2 separate regions of the Homo sapiens genome follow, and region 1 is linked to region 2. A link is a loop called in an ENCODE intact Hi-C map of the cell type or tissue named here. Cell type or tissue: heart left ventricle. All regions are shown on one strand.

The links. Hi-C counts contacts between places; a loop is a spot of excess contacts. Peaks named below come from ENCODE experiments on the same cell type or tissue, not always from the same donor. Only the 100,000 strongest peaks of a DNase experiment are listed, where the experiment ranks them.
Region 1: a loop joins it to region 2, with 9 times the contacts of the local background. A loop is called at or near these places in 5 of 110 quality-filtered maps.

The regions. Positions count from the first base shown.
Region 1 is chr3:117,353,866-117,358,865 of GRCh38, reverse strand. LOC124906271 (a long non-coding RNA gene) reads right to left here and starts at 681. Exons shown (of 3, transcript XR_007096023.1): 1 at 604-681. RefSeq lists an enhancer at 1-428. In heart left ventricle, a CTCF peak has its summit at 3,092; no DNase peak of the experiment used is centred here.
Region 2 is chr3:116,768,584-116,773,583 of GRCh38, reverse strand. No RefSeq gene overlaps it. Among named protein-coding and RNA genes, the nearest start is that of TUSC7, 61 kb to the right of the region's middle. In heart left ventricle, CTCF peaks have their summits at 2,379 and 2,578 (motif pointing left); no DNase peak of the experiment used is centred here.

The sequences.
Region 1 (5,000 bases), 590 kb before region 2:
TGGTCACCCCTCCCTGCGGGGAAGTTGGATAGGCTTAAGCAGACTCCAGCTGAGAGGCTGTAAGAATCTGCATTCAGGGTTCGGGATTCTAGGACCCGGTGGCGTGGGTTTGCAAGTGGGATCTTCCGATCCATGGGTTGCCCAGTTCCAAGGAAAAAGCACAGTTTCCCTGGTAGTGTGCTCACTCACCGCCTCCCTTGGCTGGGGGGAGGCAGCTCCCCTTGCCTGCTCTCAGGTGGGCTGCGGCACAACACCGCTCTTCCTTCTCTTCGTGGGTCACATCAACCTTCTAGACAATTTTGATGAGAGAACCTGGATACCTTGGTTGCCTGTGAGGATTCACAGGCTTTTTATGTTTTTTTCCCATTGGCGCCTCTGAATGCAGCTGCTTCTAGTCAGCCATCTTTGCCCCGCCCCCCACAGCTACCAAGTTTCATAATCAAGTGTTGGAATTCAAATTTTCTGATTCTGAGTAATGCCATCCATCTTTACATTGACAGATTTTTAAATAATAGGGAGATAAGTGGTTTTCTTAACTAATTTCAATAATAGCCTTCTCAGAATAATAGAGACGTATCTTCCTGGGAGGTTCAGTTTGCTTACCCTAGGGGACAATGAAACATTTGCTTGGTAACCTGCATCTGTGGCCTGACCAGAAATGAATGCAGCTCTCTTAGACTGTATGACATGCCCTCTGACTAGCAAGCTGGTAACTGCTGAATGCCAAGCTCTGCTTTCAAAATGCCCATGTCACAATTGCCAGTGGATGACCTGATATCATGACCAATGCTGTTTTGGTAAAGTAGAGACACTTTCCTAGATTTGTGATCTTTACACAATCTCTATCTCTGAAGATACCTTAGAGAAATCATTTTAGTACTATTATCTGTAGTTAAATCATGTTGTGCATGCAGTAAGTGTTTTAAATGAAAGTAATTTAAAACAACTCTGTGTGTTTAACTCTGGAATTACACTTTTTACTGTACCTCAATAGATTTCAGACAAATGTGTGTAATATGTTCACATTTATGTTGTTTTTTTCTTATTAAAATACATTGGATTTATGCTTCTAATATCATGTTTTGAGAAACTAAGTGGATCATACTGAAGTTGAACTTATTTCTCTATCAGTGCAAAAAAAGGAGCTATTACCAAACCTCTATTAAAAAGGTATGTGAAAATAAACAGTAAAAATAAAAATACATATAAAATGTTATTTTACAAAAATGAATGAATGCTTGACTTTAATTAATTAATCGTTCGGGCAAGAAGACTTTGCCCGGTTTAATACTTGAATTCAGTAATAGACTCCCAAGTTAAACTTTAGAAGTCCCAAGTTTTCATTTTCTCCAATGCTGTTTCATTCTTCAGAATAGTTTGTGATAAATGGTGAATAAGACCCAAAGCCCAATTTGGGGTGAAAATGAAGGCTTCGTATGTCTTCAAGTGGCTGTTAACACAGGGTAAAGGAAAAGACAGACAACTACTAATACTTTCAGCTTAAAAGTACCTGAGTCTTTCTCCCTCATAAGGGAAATACATTTTGTGGGGAAGTTTTTTCATAATTTAAACATTCTGAGCAAGTTTTCTTTTTATATGTCAAGAAGCATTACAGAACTTGAAGCCAATAGAAATAGATGCAGCACCTGATGGAGTAGTGTGATAGTATAGCAAAAGGACAAGATCGGAGGCTTGAATGAACTGAGATCAAATCCTGGCTGTACTGTTTTCTAACTGAATAATCATGAGCACATTACTTAACCTCTCAGAGGCTTAATTTCTTTATCTATACATGGGGTCAATAACGTTCTTGTGTTGAGTTATTGTTACAGCTAACTAGTACTTGACTTAAATATTCAGTACACAATATTATTATTTGTAAGTCTAAGATTAGGTCTTCCTTATAAAATTATAATCTTACAAATCACTCCAAAAATTAGCAAGAGAAGGAAACCTACATCCATCACTCCCTCTTTTGGAATACGAATGGCTTACTGAATAACTACATGCAAAACCTCTCTTAAGTAAGTACTGATGTTTAGAATAAATTGTCCAAATCAAAGTGATGAATGCTGTGGCATAACAGTTATTTTCTTCTTTCTTATGAAAATAGCAACACCTAGGTTTAATTATTTTTGAAACTGCTGTCCTAAAAGCTATTAATTCACCTGCCAGGGTGAGTCATAATCAAGAATTAGTTTAGCCTTACTGCAGGCATTTGTGGCACATTGAGACAAGTGAGCACAATGGGAGGTGTCAAACACAAAACCCTGAAACTTTGAGCCCTGTCTCCAAACTGTGTGAGGAAAACATAGTCCCATAATCTGCCTTATCCATTTGAAAAGGGCCTGAACAAACCCTTTCTAATAGAGATCAGACCTAAGCCTCCTGAAAAGGAGTAGAGGCCTCTTCCTATTGTCCCCTCCCTCTGTCCTTTCTCCCTTCCTCCGGAGCACAAGTACCTCAGTGAAACATCCTGCCACTTGGAATTCAGAGTAAAAGCGGCTTCACAAATAGGGCAATAAACATAAATGATACCTGTGGGTAATAGGTTTGAAATTGCTGTTTTCCTAGGTAACTGGATATAATTACAAGTACTCTGGATTCCAGGGGACTACGGTGTAATTATCACTCTAATTTCCAGAATAAAAAGAAAGGATTACAACAGTGTTGCCACAACTCAATAACGTGAGAAAAGGGATCTTGCTAGAAAGATAACAGTATTTGAGCATATTTTTCTTGTGCTCATTTCACATTGGGAGCATATGTTGGCCAAAAGCACACAAATCTATGTGATTAAATTGGTATAAGTTACAATACATCACCACTATAGTAAGGCTACTGCAGGGTTTCTTAGTAAGTTACAAAAAAAAAAAAAAAAAAGGGGAGCAGGGAGGGAGAAGTAACGAGTGATATCACCGCATTCTAACTGTGGGCAGGTTATCATATATTTTGGAAGTAATTAAAGACGATCGAGTGATACTTCCCAGCCTGATGAGTGATTCTGCCACAGCCTCACAGCAGGGAGGCCCCTGTGTGTTACTGCACATTTCCATAGTATTTACTGGGGTAATGAGTGTTATTGCTGTGGTGTAACAGCAGGGTGCACTGCTCCCTGTGTTTCTTGAGAGTGCTGCCATAATTAGAAGGCAAAATGTGATTGCTGTTTTTCTAGACACCAGTCATGATCTATTCCTATATTGTTCTGTAGTAATTACCAAATGACATAGTGCTATTTCCCAGGGTATTTACTTTGGACAAACAAGGAAGATTTTTTTATATTAAATTAATTAATTTTTTTGCCATTGAGGCTTAATGACATTGTTTCTAATTTGGTTATAGAATGTATAATTGCAAAATTGTTATTGACTTGTAATCACTGGCTCATCTACCATCTTTGCCGTTGTTTGTCTTGGGCCTCGGCAGCAGGGTTGCCGTTGCATTGGCAGTGTTTTTGAAGCTTCACAGTGCAGGCAAGAGGGAAGAGATGGCAAAAAGAATAACACAGGCCTGTCACATATGCTCAGCCTTTAAAATTTACTTGAACAGTTATATTTGAATACTCTGCATCTATGTGACCCTTTTTCATTTCTAAAATTAGTGCCATTATATCAATCAAGAGGACATGTAGTCAGTAGAATGAAGCCTCAGATCAGCCAATAGTTACATTTTACCTCACATGATATAAGTATGAAGATCTGTCTTGGTTTCAAACATTTTTATTTACTCTCTACATCAATGACCAAAATGTCCCATAGATTCTGCAATTTTTACTTTGGATTCCATCAGTGTCTGTCTTGTTGATTTTAATTTGGGAGAATGTAATCTATGTATGCACAGGAGAAGCACTTTGGATGGTAGAGGCAAAGGTGGTATCTGGAGCCTGTGGCTCTGTGTAGCTCTACCCTTATAAAGGGTTCACTTGATGTTGAGAGCACTGGTAAAGGATATGTGTGCTGGAGCCCTACTGCCTGAGTTCAAGTCCCAGATGTACCACTTATGAGCAAGTGATCCATGGGAAAATGTTTTAATTCCTCTAATACTTGATTTCCTCATTCATAAAAAGTGGAAAGTAATAGTACTGGCTCATAGATCTGTCATAGATTTCATGAGATAATGTATATTAAATGCCTATGAAAACGCTTGTACCAAGAAAGTTTGTATTAAATGTTAGATATGATTATTATTCATCCTGTTGAGCCTCAATAGGAATGTGCTATCATTTTCTCCTTGAAGGCTCTTGTAGTTCCCTAAATCTTCGATATTTTGTGTTTGAGGCTAGGTCAAAAAAAGCATAAAATACCTATGTGAATATGTATGTCTCATTCCATAATCCTGACCTGAAATATCTTGTTTCCTCAATTCTCTACTTATATACAAGGTAGGCAATAGATTTGAATTCTAGCTATGGTAGAAACAATAAAGGAAAGAACCTCGGATTAATTAAATAGGAAGAAAAATCTATGCACGAGTACACTGGGATTTTGAGCACTCCATGTGGAATTAAACTCAACAATGGCAGCCAGATGAGAGAAAGGCCTTATGAGGTAAAACCAGTGAGGTAGGTGAAACACTCTTCCTCTAAGAATTTGTATGAGGAGTGTTAAGAGTTCACTCACTTTTAGGACTTTTCTGAAGAAGGAGTTCTATATCTATCCATTTTTACCTGTATGCTCTTTAGTTCCCTGGTAGATTTCTTTACTTGAAACTGCTTTATACTATCAAAGATACTGGCTAAAAGAATTCTTCTCATTGCTACACATCACGGAGAGACCAAAAGTGAATCTCTCAAAACAGAGAGACTAGAACTCTAGTCAGTTCTTGGGAATAAACTGCAGTAGGTATTGTAGGACGTAAGAATAGGAGAGTGAGCCTTCTGTATTAATGGTTCTGTGCAAGGATAGACCTTAGGCCTTGCACAGATGGAAAGGTCCCACTTGTGTAGAACTGGGATGCTTGAAGAGTGACTGAATTCCCAGCAATTAGTGCTAAAACTCCTT
Region 2 (5,000 bases):
ATGTGATATCTTGCATATCTGTTCAACCTCTCACAATGCCCAAAACAACTATTGCATGATCAAGGTGGATTGTTTGCTTTTAAGGTGCTTAAATATGCATCTGCTTTGAAGATTATAGAGAAACTAAAAAAACTACATATTTGGCTAATAAGAGGGTAGATGGTGAGAGTAAATACATATTAAATTCTTCGTAAAGTACGAAAGGATGCTTAAAAAACTATTATTCCTCAACATTATTGCCAAATAAAAATTTGCTTTTTAGTTGTTTCTGTTTTTTTTTTTACCTGTTTCTTATTGCAAAGTTGGAGTATTTCAAATCTCAAATCCTACTGAAAAGCTGAAACTTATCTTCATTATAAATATTTAATATAAACATAATTGTATATAATATTAGTGTAATGCTAGTGTAAAATATAGATGTGGCTTAAATGTTATAGAATCTCAATTTGCTTCCTTGGGGTTCTAGCTCTACACTTCACTAGAAATCCATGAATTCCATGCAGAGGAATCTATCAAAATCAAGCACAGGGACTGAAGGATGGCAATTTCAGGTAGATAACTATTGCTATTTTTATGGTTGGAGACTGCAGTTGTGTTCAGATTTCTGGGAACCAGATAGTATTTCAAAAATGTTTTCCATAATTTTTTTTCAAAAAGAATGAGGATTTCCTGTAAATGGACTTAGGCTTTTCATAATTTTTTGTACCCTCTCCTTTCAAAATAGCCACATAAGATACTACCCATTGGACTAAGCAACTGCTCTTCAGCAAGGTGATAACTCTTCTGGGTTTAGAGGGTTGACTTATAGTTAATTTTTGTAAGGGAAAATTACTTGAATATCATTAGGTTTATTAGACATCTTTGTAGATAACTTTGGTTTACCATAAACTTTAAATTCATTCATTTGTTAATTAATAAATATTTATTGAGTGCATATGTGTGCTGGATATTGCACTAAATATTTTGGGGGATAAAAGGATGTATCAGATATGGATTCTACTTTCAATCATCTTATGTCTGGTAGAAAATATATGTCTATAAATAACTACATTTTGAGGTAGAAAGAAGTGTCGTAAGAGAGGCTAGAGGCAATGCCTTCTGAGAAGGTGTACAGAGTATCCGAATGACATTGAGGAAGGCTTTATGGCAGAGCTCTATTTAGGTTGGGGCAGCAAGGATGCACATAGATATGTGGAATTAGGGAGGTAAACTGCTTTTACTAAATCTGGTCACTCTTCATGTCAGTTGAATTCTAGAGAGAGGGCCCTGGTCAGGGTGAAGGGATTTAAACGTGAATGCTGAACTTCCGTGGCTCAGTTTGACTGGAGCTCAAGGGCAGCAGGAAGAAGGGTGGGAGAGCTGGCTGGTGTGAATTCAAAGAGGGCTGTCAATATCAGGCCAAAGAAGATGGGTTTGAGTCTATATATAATGGGGAGGATAGCTCCTTGAATCAATCTACGCTTTAACAAGATTAGTATGGTGATAGAGTATAAATTGAGTTGTCTGTAATCTCACTTCTGGTCTCACGTCTATAATGTTGATGAATTGGTCTCTTTATGGGCATTTCCCCCTCCTGCACTTTGAGATGTGCAAGAATTTCTTGGGCACTATTGCTTCGTTCAATAAGAGAGGGCCCTAAGATCCACGGCCGCTTTAGTGAAAGGACTTATCTAGAGGGTTACAAAATAAATTAAGCATATAAATCTCGGGAGAAAGACTGTGATCCAGTTATATGTTCACTTTATGATTCAATGGCCATATGATGAACTTTCAAAAAGCAGTGAAAGAAAAAAATCAAGAGGAAGCAGCACTATAGAAATGCATAGTTTCCAGTAGCAGAGGTGATTTTTATCAAGCCCAAGTTGCTCCAGATGGCAGTGTGTAGTTGAATTTGAAAATGGAGGAAGTCATGGGTGTAGCAGGTAAATACTGACATCCTCCAAATAATCTTTGACTCCTCCATAAAAAAGGAGTCCGGCAAATAAATATTTTAGGTGTGTTACATTACAAAGTTATTTGATGAGATCTGCAAAGTTGCTGGTTTTGAATTATTAATGATCAGGGTATACATTCATAGTGAGAGAAAATAGGTAGTAGTCCCACCATACACTATCCATTTTCTTTCACATTATTTCATACCTAAACTGTGATGAGAAATTAATTACAAAATCTACTGCAATCCCTCTCAATGTACTATTAGGCTGAGAAACTCTAAGTCAGCCTTCTAGGCTTTCCTTTTTTAATTGACATGGATTTGCAGAAATTAGCTAGGTATTAAAAATTACCAAAGAAAAGGTTAATTAAACCAACCCACACAAATTGACAAAATCAGAAAGTCACCTGTTTGTTCTGTAAGCATAATGTATTCCATCAGATACAGCTCTTGAGTTTTATGCATGAAATGTCTTTTTTTTTTTTCCCATACTTCACGAAACTGGGGTCGCTTTGTGCTGCAGCTTTCCAATTTGCCTGTCCATTCTCATTTTCCTTCCTTAGCTGAGTGCCCCCTTTCGGCAGATGGTTTGATGGTTCCTCTTTTCCAAACGCATAAGCACGATGTATGTGCAAAAAGAAGGGCAATTCCGCCCTCAACTGGCCAGAGCAGTGATTGCATTTTGAAATTCTCTGAGCTTGAACCTAGCAGAGGCAATGGAATGTATTTAAAGATATGAAATGTGCTTTCCTGTGAATTTTATAGTTTAGTGATTTCCCAAGGCACACTCATTACTGTCGGTATTATTACCCCTTTCATGGTATTTCTGGAATTATCAAGGAAGAGAAGAAGAATAGATGCTGAACTCCTCAAGGAATAGTACTTATCACTGGCATTTTCCAGACTGCTGGCTAAATGGAGTCAACAAAGGTTTAAATTCTTAATAGACATTTCGGAGGCCTGTGATAAAAATCTCTGAAAAGGATACGTGAATGGCTTATAACTGTTTTTCATTTGTCTCTCTAATTCACCTGTCTGCTTTTTAGGAGGAAATCAGCATTAAATTGATTTAGTACTTTCTAAATCCAAAGATGAAAATAAGTGTTTTGATGCTTCCTCATGACATCCCAGGCTTAATGGGAAGAAAGGAAATAATTTCCCACTACCTAAAGGACCCTGAGCATATTAATGGTCAATACGGAGGGCAAGAATCCACCCTGCAGCCTGAGGACCCCAGGCAACTAAGTCAGCCCCTTCCACTAAAAAGAGCAGTATTATTTCCAATAGAGCTAAGAGGCTGAAATAACAGTGACAGAAACTAAATCTCTGCTGTAGCTTCAAAATGCTTTGAAAAAGGAACCATGACATTTTTGTTTTATGGGTCAACTGGGTATAACTGGGCTGCCATTAGACACAGGTAGACATTCAGAGTCCCAGATTACTCTTACATCAATGAATATATTAATTACAAGTTTACTTTTCAAATGTTGCACTGATACCTTAATTTAAACTGCTGAATTATGATGTATTAATTTGGGTTTACAGTATTTTCAACTAATTTAGGCTAAACCTGGTGACCCAAATGAGCGAGGTAGTGGTAGATATAAAGGGTGGGGGGATCAGGTTCTCAATTAGAGATATTTCTCTAGCAAGATAAATACTCACATGCATTGTGTAATTGGTCCTGAGGCTGTGATAATGAGCACGTCATCAGAAATCTCAAAAAATTGGCATAACCAGCTGGAAACCTATTCCTGAACTTTGAACTCGAATTCAACCTCTACTTGGCCATAATTTTATTGACTCTCTGTTATTTATCTGAAATTCAGCATGTTGAGAATAAATATTTTAAAAATAAATAAAAATATACTTACATAGAAATAATAAGTTCTAGTATTCAATAGTACAGTATGGAAATTATAGTTAATAATAATTTGTTGTATATTTCAAAATAGCTAGAAGAGAAGAATTATAATGTTCCCAGTACAAAGAAGAGATAAATGTTTTAGGCAATAAATATGATAACTGCCCTCATTTGATCATTACACATTGTATACATGTATCAAAATATCACATGTACCCCCAAATATGTATAACTATATACATATATATACACATCATATATATATATGTATACACATTTATACACATATATACACACATACATATATACACATATATACACATATACGCATATATACATATATGTATATATGCGTATATACATATATGTATATACGCATATATACATATATGTATATATACGCATATATACATATATATACATGATATATATATATACATCAATTTTTAAAAAACAACGCATGTGAAATTTACATGCAACTGCAGTAAAATCTAAAGCATAAAGTTTGCTAAAGAGGAATTTGGAATTATTAAACCAAAGCTTGGGGAAAAGACACCCTCAAAAACAAAACAACAAAACAGCATTATCATCATCATGGTGAATCCACTTCCCCTCCTGACCTGTCTTTTCTGTCAGCATCATTTTCTCAGTAACTTGGGTTTGTTTTTCCACTCCTTTTTTTTTTTTGCATTATTTTCCAGAAAGAATGGTTTCTAAACTACAGTGATTCTTTTCAAATTGTCTTCCTTCATCATTCTTCTATTTAGACTACCATCACCATAATTTTGTCACAACTCATAACTGAGTTATACAACATTGTAACTTAATGTCCTGCTTCTAGTCTCTCCATTCTATAGTCCATTTTCACTGGATGCTCATTGAGTACAGAATGAAAGTCAATACTCTTAATCTGGCTTTCAGAATGTCCTAGAATCTGGCTCTGGCCTTTGCTGCTGAGTCGCCTACTTTATGCTCCCACTAAATACATGACCTTGTTCCTCATGCATGCTCCATGCCAGCCAGATTCTCTGCTCTTCCCAGGCAATTCTTACTACCAGAAATGTCTTCCTCTTCCTTTTCGCTTATTAAAACTATATCCATCTTTTAAGGACAAGGTTATATGCTATCTTTTTTTGTGACAACTTCTCTGATTACCATGCTAAGAAAGAGATCCCATGCTTCCCTCATCCAGCCTTCTATACA